2 separate regions of the Homo sapiens genome follow, and region 2 is linked to region 1. The links are chromatin contacts, found by POLR2A ChIA-PET in ENCODE. All regions are on one chromosome and are shown on one strand. Each heading gives the region's core, a stretch centred on a gene start or an enhancer-like site at or near the end of the contact. The rest is flanking DNA. Distances are from core to core; before and after follow the strand shown. Region 1 holds the start of SEC11A (SEC11 homolog A, signal peptidase complex subunit). Region 2 overlaps PDE8A (phosphodiesterase 8A).

Region 1 (5,906 bases), core at 2,062-4,561:
AGCGATTTTCCTGCCTCAGCCTCCGAGTAGCTGGGACTACAGGCACCTGCCACCATGCCTGGCTAAGTTTTGTATTTTTAGTAGAGACGGGGTTTCACCATGTTGGCCAGGCTGGTCTCAAACTCGACCTCAGGTGATCCATCTGCCTCGGCCTCCCAAAGTGCTGGGATTACAGACATGAGCCACCGTGCCTGGCCTAATTTTTAGTTTTAGTAGAGCAGAGGTCTCACTTTGTTGTCCAGGCTGGTCTTGAACTCCTGGGCCAAAGGGATCTTTCCCCCTTGGCTTCTCAAAGTGCTGGGATTACAGGCGTGAGCCACCGTGCCTGGCCTGACACCCTTTTTAAGCTCCCCACAAGCCTCCCCAACTGAACTGACTTTTGCCACATCTGAAACTCCACAGGACTTTACGCCTCTCTTAGGGCTCTTTTCTACACATTACAAGATTGATACTCATTTAAATAGTTGCTGGCGCTCACTTTTAGATTTGAATTCAACATTAATAGGCATAGGCCAAGGGTTCTACTAGCGAGAATTTAGACTAGAACCCATATTTAACATTTATTAACAAATACTTATTGAGTGTCTGCTACATGTCTGGTACTCTTATGGAAGCTGGAGATAAAGGGGTGGACAAGACAATGTCCCTGTCCTCATGGAGTTCACATGTATTTTCTTCCACAAGTCTTCCTAAATTGGATAAATTAGGAATTTTTTTTCAACTCAATAAGTGTGGGGTGCCTAGAGGCAGCAGTTTTTGGAGGTGACAAAAATACACACACACACACACACACACTTTTAAATTCAACAAGTATTTATTGGGTATAACATGTGCTAGGCTATGTGTTCACCACTAGGAATTTAACAGTGAGCCAGACACCAGTGGTTTCTTTTTCTTTCTCATAATAGCTTTATTGTGATATAATACACATACCATACAATTCACCAGTGTAAAGTGTACAATTTAATGGTTTTGAGTATATTCACATAGTTGTAGAACTAGCATCCCCTAAAAGAAACTCCATACCCATTAGCAGCCACTCCCCATTTTCCCCAACTCTCCCAGCCCTAGGCAACCACTGATTTCCATCTCTGTGGATTTGTCTATTCTAGATATTTCACCTAAATGGAATCATGCAATGCTTTGTCTTTTGTGACTGGATCCTTTCACTAAATCTGTTTCAAGGGTCATTCATGTTGTAGTATTTCCTTTTGTTGCCAGATTAATATTCCATTGTACCAGCGGAATTATTAGTACATTATTCCAATATACCACATTTATTTATCCCTTCATTAGTTGATAAACATTTCAGTTATTTCCACTTTTTAGCTATTATGAATAATGCTGCTGTGAACATTCATGTACAAGTTTTTGTGTGGACAAACGTTTTCAATTTTCTTGGGTATATACCTAGCAGTGGAATTGCTGGTTAATATGGTGATTCCATCTTTAACCTTTTTTTGTTTGTGTGTTTTGAGATAGGGTCTCACTTTGTCGCCCAGGTTGGAGTGCAGTGGCACGATCTCGGCTCACCGCAAACTCTGCCTCCTGGGTTCAAGCGATTCTCCTGCCTCAGCCTCCCCAGTAGCTGAGATTACAGGTGCCCACCACCACACCCGCCTAATTTTTGTATCTTTAGTAAAGACGGGTTTTCACCATGTTGGCCAGGCTAGTCTGGAACTCCTGACCTCAGGTGATCTGCCTGCCTCAGCCTCCCAAAGTGCTGGGATTACAGGCATGAGCCACTGCAGACGGCACATCTTTAACCTTTTGAGCAACTGCAGCTATTTCCCAAAGTGGCTGCACCATTTTACATTCCCACCAGCAGTATATGAGGGTTCCAATTTCTTCACATCTTCCCCTAAACTTATTATTATTTGTCTTTTTTATTACAGCCATCCTCCAATAAATTCAAGTTTTTATTTTGGAATGACTTTCCATTTAAAGAATTTCGAGGATACTACAAAGAGTTCCAGTATATCCTTCATTCATCTTTCCCTAATGGGAGAGAAGGATTATTTTGAAAAAAAAAAAAAAAAAAAAAAAAGAGAGAGAAATGATACCAAGTAATCCAGCTTTAGTCTTTGTTGACTGAAGTGCGTATTAGGAGCTTTGGCCAGTCAAAGCAAAAGGTAGCGAAAAGATAGTCACTTCAAGGTGTCCAAGTTAAGAAAACCAGGAGGTAGAATTCAAGGAGACCATGTCAAATCCTGTCAGCAAAGTCAAGGTCAGAAAGGAAGCCACTTCCTAACGACCCACACCACTGGTGGTCTCATCACGCTGTTGCACCATTTGGATGTTTTCTAATTCTCCCGGGCTGTTTTCTCTCCAATTGGACTGTAAACTCCTGGCAGGCTCAGGCAGTGCTCGGAAGGTCTCTCACACGGTCCAACCTTACGCGAAAAGCACTTATTGAAAGCACCTCGATGGCCGGGCGCGGTGGCTCACGACTGTAATCCCAGCACTTTGGGACGCCAAGGCGGGCGGATCACCTGAGCTCAAGAGTTCGAGACCAGCCTGGCCAACATAGTGAAACCCTGTCTCTACTAAAAATACAAAAATTAGCCAGGTTTGGTGGCGCGCGCCTGTAGTCCCAGCTACTTGGGAGCCTGAGGCAGGAGAATCGCCTGAACCCGCGAGGCGGAGGTTGCAGTGAGCTGAGATTGCGCCACTGCACTCCAGCCTGGGCGACACAGTGAGAAAGAAAGGAAAGAGAGAAAGAGAAAGAAAAAGAGAAAGAGACAGACAGACAGAAAGTAAGCAAGCAAGCAAGCAAGCACCTCAACAGAGACAGAGACGTAAAGAAAGAGAGACAGAGACAGAAAGAAAGAAAGCACCTCCTCAGCTTCCCATAGCGCAGGAGACTTGCTCGACCAGAGAACCTACGGTCAGACGACACATCCACTGCCACACCCATACCCAAGCCGGGACGCGGAACCGCTTCTACCCGCCCACACCGGAGAGGTTGCTCGCGATTGGCCGGGCGGGCACAGAGGCCCGCCTTCCGAAGGTGGCAGAGCAGCCTCCCCAACTAAGCCTGGGTCGCCGCCTCGGTGAAGGGCCGCGGGGCCGAGCGCGGGAAGTGGCGTCCAGTCGGTTTTTGGCAGGCGAGAGCCAGAGCGTGAGAACCCTCCCACGGCGAGGCCAAGCCCTGAGACTGGACTAGCAAGGTCGTGAGTCTCTCTGTCAGCTCTCCGCAGCGAAGGGGCGCGGGGGGCGGGGACCGTGCCCGACCGTGCCAGCTCCCGCCCCGGAAGCGGAAGTGCAAGCACTGCGGGGTCCTGTCCAGTGTGAGCCCGACCCGAGCTCCAGTAGTTCCGCCCGCTGGTCATCGCGCCCTTTCCCCTGCCGGTGTCCTGCTCGCCGTCCCCGCCATGCTGTCTCTAGACTTTTTGGACGATGTGCGGCGGATGAACAAGCGGCAGGTGAGCTTGTCCGTCCTCTTTTTCTCCTGGCTCTTCTTGTCCCTTCGAGGCTGCTGCTGCGGGGCCCGGCGGACCCCAGGGTTCTGGTGTGAGGGTCTGAGCTGGTCTGATACCCGGGTCATTCGCTTTCTTTGGAGACTGTGGCCAGAGGCCGCCTTGTCCGCCTCATTATTTTTAACCCCGAACTGATTCAGGGCCTACCGGGGGCGGGGCGGGAAGCGGTGTCTTCACGTTCCATTCCTCCCACTGAGGCAGGGGAGCAAATGGAAACCGTACGCGCTTGAAGTGGGAGTTGGGGTTGCTTATTGTTTTAGTCATTTTAAGGCGGCGGACTCTTGATTTCTCCAGTCGGAGCGACTCCAGGTGGTTTCGGGAGAGACGAGGTTTAGCCGGTTTCTGGGGCGCTCAGGAAGGCGATTGGAGGCCCCACAAAAACCGTTTTGCTGCTTTCAGCTCCTTGCAACCCTTTAGTAGAGCTGAACCGTAGCGGGCTGCACCGACTTTGACTTGGACCACTCTGGGCTCCGAGTTGGAACAGTTACACTACTTGCCCTTGCGTCCGCTTAGCACTAAGGCGGCAGCCCTCGGAATCTATGGTTTTACAGTCCAATATCAGTGCCACGGGGATCTGGAAATGTAGGTCTCCTGATTTTGTCCTTACACTTTACTTTGATCTTCTAGATCGTATGCCAAATAGTACTGAGAATATTGTTGTAATTATTTAGTCCTTAGAAAAGGTTGTTCTGTTTTATCTTTTGCGCCTAGTGTGTCTGTAGAGCCTAGTTTTGCTGCATCGGACTTTTTTTTTGTTTTAAACAGTATTTTACTGTTATGATTATCCTGATGTCACCATTAAGGATTTTTTTTCCTTGGACTTGCATTTTTTGTACTTATAACTGCCACTTAGGGAAGTAGATACACAACCTTTCCTTACTCCCCTTCAGGCCTTAGCTAGCTCAGTGTCAATTCTGTCAGTCAGAATTGAGCATTCTATAAAAATTGCGCAAACGTTACTTTATGTCTTTATGACAACACTTCAAATTTTTACTTGTATAGTGTTGTCTTTTTTTAATCCATATTTGGATTTCTAGATGCCACAGATATTTCTCTGAGGAAAGTATTTATTTTGAGTCTGATATTTATTGTACTCTATGCTAGGTACAATGAGAGAAATGCAAAGATAGTTAAGAAAGACTCGGCCTTCAAGGAGCCTAAATGTGTAGAAAAGGACTAAGGCAAAACAATAACTTTTTTGAGCTCTTGCCATGTGTGAAGCACTTTATACACCTGTAAGGTAGGTAACGTTGTTCTTATTAAACATGAAGAAAATGAGACTTTGTGAGAAGCAATACAGTATAGAAGTTAAGAATATGGACTCTAAAGCTAGATTTCAGAGGTTTGAAGTAGCTCTGCTACTTACTGGCTGTGTGACTTTGAGCAGATTACTTAACCTGTCTGTGCCTATGTTTACTTTTATTGTTGTAAAAAGATATGCAACATAAAATATTCCATTTCAACCGTTTTTACGTGTATACTTCACTGACATTAGTTGCATTCACTATGTTGTGCAAACGTAGGGTCGCTATGAAGATTAAATGAGTTAATTCATATAAAGCCCTCAGAAGAGTGTCTGGCACATGGTGAGTATTGGCTGTACTGTGGTCGATGTCATTGTTAGAGAGCTTTAGTGATTTGCTTAAGACAGAAGGTAGACTGGGTGCGGTGGCTCACGCCTGTAATCCCAGCACTTTGGGAGGCTGAGGCAGGCGGATCACAATGTCAAGAGATTGAGACCATCCTGGCCAACATGGTGAAACCCCCTCTCTACTAAAAATACAGATACTAGCTGGGCCTGTTGGCGCACGCCTGTAGTTCCAGCTACTCAGGAGGCTGAGGCAGGGGAATCGCCTGGGAGGTGGAGATTGCAGTGAGCTGAGATCGTGCCACCGCACTCCAGCCTGGTGACAGAGTGAGACTCCGTCTCAAAAAAAAAAAAAAAAAAAAAAGAAGGTATATGGCAGGATGTGGATTTGATCTCAGGTCTTACTTTAAAGCCTGAACACTTGGATAAAGAAGGATATGACCTGTTCTAGCAGTGGTAGGAAAATTTTGAGAGGTTCCAGTCAGGGCATTACGAACAGCTTCAAGGAGAAACTAGCATTTAAGTTGGATCTTGAAAGACCTTAATAGCTTCATCTTTAACCTGGGTTGGTTAGCATTCCAATAATCAAAAGGGAAGGAATTCACTCAGCACTTGCAAACCTGCTAGATAGGCTCTAAAGCATAGAGATATATAAGGTACTCTTCCTGCTCTAATAAAATGGACAGGAAGAAAGAACAGAAACATGAAGATACAATGAATAGGCTACTCTGCCCTGTGTTTCTCTAATATGGAGTGATTGTGGTTCAGAATTCATTGCATCTAGGACATTCAGGGTTAGTGGAAGTTTAAATGGTAAAATTATCCTCCCTGGCCTCCCA
Region 2 (5,737 bases), core at 423-2,922, 400 kb before region 1:
AAGTCCTTAGTCTGAGATATTGACTTAGACCAGCATAAACTAATATTAATAAAGGAGAGAAACAATTTTAAATAAAATTTAAAATAGGCACCACTTACATTAACTGGGAATTGATTTAGTTTTCTTCCCCCTTTTAGTGCTATCTTTGTCAGGTTGATGTCAGAGTTTTGTGAGTTTGACAAAATGATCTGGAAGTTTTCCATCTTTTTCAAGACTCTGAAAAGTTTTATGTAACATGGAAAAATTCCTTAAAGGGCTAAAGAATTCACCTGTCCATCTGGGTCAGGAGCCAACTTTTGAAGAAATTAAATAATAATTTAAAAATTACTAAAATTACTTCCATGTTATTGGCCTCTTTTGTTTTTTTTTTTTGTTTTTTTACTTCTTACATCAATTTAATTTAAAACATTCCATTAAAACTATTTTAAAGCTTTTGATTTAGTACATATGTGTGCAGTACTTCTATTTTCTGCTGTAAATTTGTATATTTTTGTGTCTTTATATCTTAACTAGTTTGGCTAGAACTTCACCTATTTTCTTGGTTATTTCCAAGAGCCACACTGGATTATCATTTTGCTTTTCCCATGTTTTTTTTCTTCCCTTTTAAAAGTAATTAAGGCATTTAAAACATAAACCTTTAACTATATAATTGGCTTCATTCTATAGGTTTTGACAGATAAGCTTCTCATTTTTGTTATTTTCTAACTAATGTCATTTTTGGTTTTATTTCTTTGTTGATTCCCAAATTATTCAGAATATTTTCTCATTTGTTGTAGCTGATATTTTAAATTTAACCATTAGTTATTCTATTTTGTTGTGTTGTGGTTAGAAAATATAGCCTATGAAGTTTAGAAGTTCAACACATTATGTCCCAGTATAAGATCATTTTTGGAAATACCCTACAGACTCTTGAGATGTATAGCTAATAAATCAGCCTTGCAAATTTATTTAAATTGATTTAAATTAAAATTCAATAATTTAAATTTTAAGTGCGCAAATAGTATGGTATGTGAATTACATTTCAATAAATGTTTTTTTTTTTTTGAGACGAGAGTCTTGCTCTGTCACCCAGGCTGCAATGCAATAGCATGATCTTGGCTCACTGCAACCTCCACCTCCTGGGTTCAAGTGATTCTCCTGCCTCAGCCTCTCAAGTAGCTGGATTATAGGCCTGCACCACCATGCCCAGCTAATTTTTCTATTTTTAGTAGAGATGGTGTTTCACCATGTTGGCTAGGCTGGTCTCGAATTCCTGATCCATCTGCCTTGGTATCCCAAAGTACTGGGATTACAGGTGTGAGCCACCATGACATTTCAATAAATGCTCTAATAAACTGTTTTCAGTTAGCTCTCTAAATATATATTTGTATGTTGTCTATAGAGTAGTTTAAAAGCAATACAGCAAAAATTGGGTTCTTTATATGCTGAGCCATATTGACACAGATGTCCCTCTGTTGTTACTTGTTTTCATAATTTAGAAAACAGTCCCCTTCTCTGGACACCCTATTTTACCTACAGTCTGATTTGATTTTTTCTGGAAAAAAACAAAAAACAAAAACAGAAATAAGAACCAGAGGGAGCACGGAAAGTTCTGAGAAGGTTTACCCTTCAAGGTGAGGAATGAACACTTGTTCACTCCCTGTGTGTGCCAGATGTCATCTTCTGCTTTGCTCTCTGCCAAATGCTAGTCCCGTGATACAGAGGAGGAAATGCAGCCAGGAGCCACTTGCCCTGGCCCTGCATGACTGCAGTCATCTTAGGCCCCAGTCAAGGGAGCAACAGGTCAAGGGCAGAAGCTTCAGAAACTAAAGTGGTTTGGCATGGCCCAAAAGTGGCCTGTGACTGGGACAAAGGAGAAGAAATGATGAGAGGAGCTCATTGTTGAGGTGAGTGTGGAGAGCTGTAGAGTTTAAAGTTTAAATCCTGAGGGAGGTGGGAAGCTGCTCCTGGGAATGACAATATCAGGTATGCTGTTTCAGAAAGATCACATTGGCAGTAGGGTAAGGGCATTCCATGGGAGGCAGGGCAGGCAAGAATTCTAGTTTGGAACTGCCCAGATGCGAAAGGATTGCGGGGGGCCTCACTGGGACAGCAGCAGGAGATGAATCTGAGAACATTTAGGTGTGACAGGAGGCAAGGTCAGATGATCAACCAGATGTGGGGGGTTGAGGAGTGGAAAGAACCAAGGATGACTCTCGGTTTCTAATCTGGGTATCCGGTTGGATAATGGAACCCTGGATTAGGTAGATAACCCTGGGTGGGAGCAGTGCTGGGAACAGAGATGATGAACCTGACCTTAGAGCCCTGCAGACTTTCATGTACAGATGGAGGCCCTAAAGTGGGGATATCCAACAGTTACTTGGCTCTACTAGTGTACAGGCTTGGAGTGAGACCCCCAGAAGAATAGCCCTATCCTGTCCTTGTTAGGTTTCTCCTCCGGGACCAAATTCTGCCTCTTGTACCCTCATGGAATAGCTGGGATTATGTCATGAATTAACACATCAATTTCCCAAAGCTAATGTGGCCTCCTGCCTGATTCCTCGTATGACCTTGCCCTTCCTGTGCCAGGCTGCACACGTGAGCAGTCATGCTATGTATCTTAGTGGAGGCAGAAGCACTAGACTCTCCCCACTGCTCCTGCCCATTAAATGTGGCAGGTAAACAACAGCTCACCTTTATCCTCTCCTTGGAGAGAAAATAGGCAGTGGCATGAAGCACATCAGCAGAATGTGTAGAATTGTGGTAGGGATTGGAGGAATGATAATTGGCTTCGATAATTTGTAACCATGATCTTAGCGTTGACTCGGAGCAGTGTAAGAATTCACAGATTCCAAAGCGAGCAAACATTTTGAGACCAAGATAAATCAAAGGCCTATAGACAGAAAAAACCCCACAATATTAGAACAAAGCAAACAAACAGGCCAAGTGTTTAAGGCCTGAATAGGTTCCAAGCCAAATTTCAGAGAGTGCAGGGCAGCAAAGTGGAGATTGCTTGGGCTGTGCTGGCCTCTCTCTGGTGGGGCCAACCAACTCTGGTTCCACTTCTTGCCCTCAGGGGACCATGATGCACGGGTGAGAGCTGGCTGCCCACAGCAGCTCTGACCTCAGCCTCGTTGGGGCTCCCGATTTGTTGGGGGGAGTTTGCTCATTCTGTCCTTCCAGGTTCAGCTTCCTACTTGCACTAGTGGGTTCCTCAAAATAACCCTTTCTCCAGGCTAAGCTTGTACCACCTTGAACACTATCCTCTCCTTTGGACTTGCTGGACCCATGCCATTGGCCAGACATCCTGCCTATAAGAAAACATTTCCTGAAAATGTCATATAAGCCAGACACTGCCGTATGCAATGGAATTTTCTCAACACCCACCTTTCTGGAGGTGGGCGTTAAAAGTATGAGGGGATTTCCCCTGAGGTTTCCAGCTGGCCACCAAGTTAGGTTCTTACTTGAGAAATCACCTTGACCCAGCATCTGGCCCTTGCCTGTGAAGGCCAAGAAACTGGCTGTGTTGAGGCAGTATCCAGAAGTGATCACAGGACTTAAACTGACCTGCCTTAGCCCAATTCACATGGATGTAATGTCACTAGCATGTAAACCAGATGCTCAAAGACTCATGTGCCCAGGGAGTATTCTTTTCAACTCTCCTTGGCTGTGCTGGGAGATAGGGAAGTAGAACGTATCAGAAGGTTAACTCAAGGGGAGCCTGAAAAAGTCAGGGAGTTATCTTGGGGACAGGTCACCCAGACTGAGATGAGACCTGAGGAGCCATCCCATGGCCCAACCGAGCACACCTCTGCCTAGACACCCTAGTGGGCAGTCCTGGCTGGAATCAGCTCTGTGGACCTCCCTTTCTTGTGTGCCCAGCCAACTACCACCTTTGGTTAACAGCTCTTCTCCCGCAAGGGAAAAAACTCAAGGCAAAACCCCATTCCTGCTCCCACTCTCTGTGATCACACCCAGATGAGGATGACTGGGGCTTTGGGTGTCCCTATGCCTATCACCAACAGAACAACCAAAAGCTGGGAGCAGCTCTTATCACATGTGTATGTGTTTCTAATAAATTTTGGTTCTAGGCTCTGAGCAGATCTCTTACAGCAATCTTAACATATTACCACCTACAGGAGAAATACCTTTATTTCACAGAAAAAAGTCCTGTGCTACTTGGAGAAGTCACTGGCTCAGTTGCATGCTTTCCATGAATGTGCCATCACTGTGGCCAGCAGACTCTCCCCCAGGCCCTGGTGACTCAGAGCCACCTGGTGCCCTGTTACTCCTTCCTTAGGGCCCCACCCTGACCAGGTACCAGGCTTGTGCACAATCCATACTCCTCAGGTAGCCTCCTCACACAGGCCCTGGGAATCTAGTTCTCCCGCTGCTGAGCTCTGCATGAACTCACCTATTGTGGGTGGCAGCCTCCAGTTCAAAAATATCAAAGTCCCAGTATTCCTCATTTTCCATGGCCCGAGCTATCCGTGGTGGGACATCATCAAGGGAGATGGGAGTGATTATATTGCTTGAAACCATTTGAGTGTCTGTAAAGTGATGTAATTTGGAGAACAAATAGGCTTTAAAGGATTAACTTTTTTTTTTTTTTTTGAGACGGAATCTCACTCTGTTGCCCAGGCTGGAGTGTTGTGGTACAGTCTCAGCTCACTGCAACCTCCGCCTCCCGGGTTCAAGTGATTCTCCTGCCTCAGCCTCCTGAGTAGTGGGATTACAGGCACCTGCCACCATGCCTGGCTAATTTTTTGTATTTTCAGTAGAGACAGGATTTTGCCATGTTGGCCAGGCTGGTCTTGAACTCCTGACCTTGTGATCTGCCCATCTCGGCGGTGTGAGCCACCGCTCCCGGCCAGGATTAACTGTTTCTTAGGGAGGACAGTACCGCCTCAGGGACAGCTGCTTTGTTTCTGAGGCTTTATGACATACCAAGAAACTTCTTAATGAGGTGAAAAATTATTTTCATCACTTAAGCTAGACTGCAGTATTATAGACAGTGATCTAAGAAATTAAAAAGGAAAAACTTACTTTTTGTTGAAAGAACATATTCATTCCCTGATAGTCTTCGCAAACCATCCTGATAAAAATCAAGGAAACAAGAAAAAGAAAAGTCACAACTATTCTTTCCTTCCTGGAAACTCCAGGTGGTCCTCCCACAGGACAACTCAGGGCAGCCCTCTCCACCAATGCACTCAAGGCTGCCCTGGGCCCAGCAGGTCCACCCCTGTGATTGACCACTGACCTCAGTCACTTACTGGAGAGCACAACAGGCTAATGCTGGGAAGGATGGTCCTGGCCCTGTTGGAAGCTAAACTCAGGAGCAAGGTCAACACCCGGGAGGTGAGCCTGCATCTTTTGAGGGGTGGGTGGTCTTTAAGCCCAGCATTCTTGCTTGCACTCCAGGACCATTTGGTTTCTTAGGGACAACTGTGCTCTGCCCTCAGTCCTTCTCCTCCATTTTCGTGCAACCCTCCTCACTCTGAGGACACGAGGCTTTCCTGGAAACATTAGCTCCTCTCTCACCTCATAAGTGACCTCATTCCCCACAGTTGACTCTCCTGGGCTCCTCACCACTGCTTCCAGACCACCTGGCCCAAACCCGTACTCTCAGCAGCCCCTTTTCTCCAGTCCTGTGGCTATTCTCATCTGCTCGCCTCCAGGACACTATCCTACCCCCATCCCTCATCATTTTCACCTCTTACCTGCAGTCTGGAGGAGACCCTGTCTCAAATAGGCAAGA

What was found. ChIA-PET counts read pairs that join two places held with the same protein, here RNA polymerase II (POLR2A).
Region 2: POLR2A ChIA-PET joins it to region 1 with 18 read pairs in A549. The contact joins the enhancer-like site here to the promoter of SEC11A in region 1. POLR2A ChIA-PET finds 5 or more read pairs at or near these places in 4 of 52 experiments (A549, A673, PC-9 and 1 more).

What each region holds. Positions count from the first base shown.
Region 1 is chr15:84,713,544-84,719,449 of GRCh38, reverse strand. It overlaps SEC11A (SEC11 homolog A, signal peptidase complex subunit), which reads left to right and starts at 3,311. Exons shown (of 6, transcript NM_014300.4): 1 at 3,311-3,425. The coding sequence starts at 3,375. RefSeq lists enhancers at 1,963-2,526, 2,648-2,757, 2,778-2,897, 2,527-3,092, 3,568-3,637 and 1 more.
Region 2 is chr15:85,114,776-85,120,512 of GRCh38, reverse strand. It overlaps PDE8A (phosphodiesterase 8A), which reads right to left. Exons shown (of 22, transcript NM_002605.3): 15 at 5,026-5,074; 16 at 4,394-4,529; 17 at 2,674-2,872. Among named protein-coding and RNA genes, the nearest start is that of PDE8A, 140 kb to the right of the region's middle. RefSeq lists a cis regulatory region at 2,238 and an enhancer at 2,154-2,323. Within about 2 kb of position 1,672, at least 4 of the 41 ENCODE cell types and tissues checked have a DNase peak (open chromatin) inside an H3K27ac peak, as active enhancers do.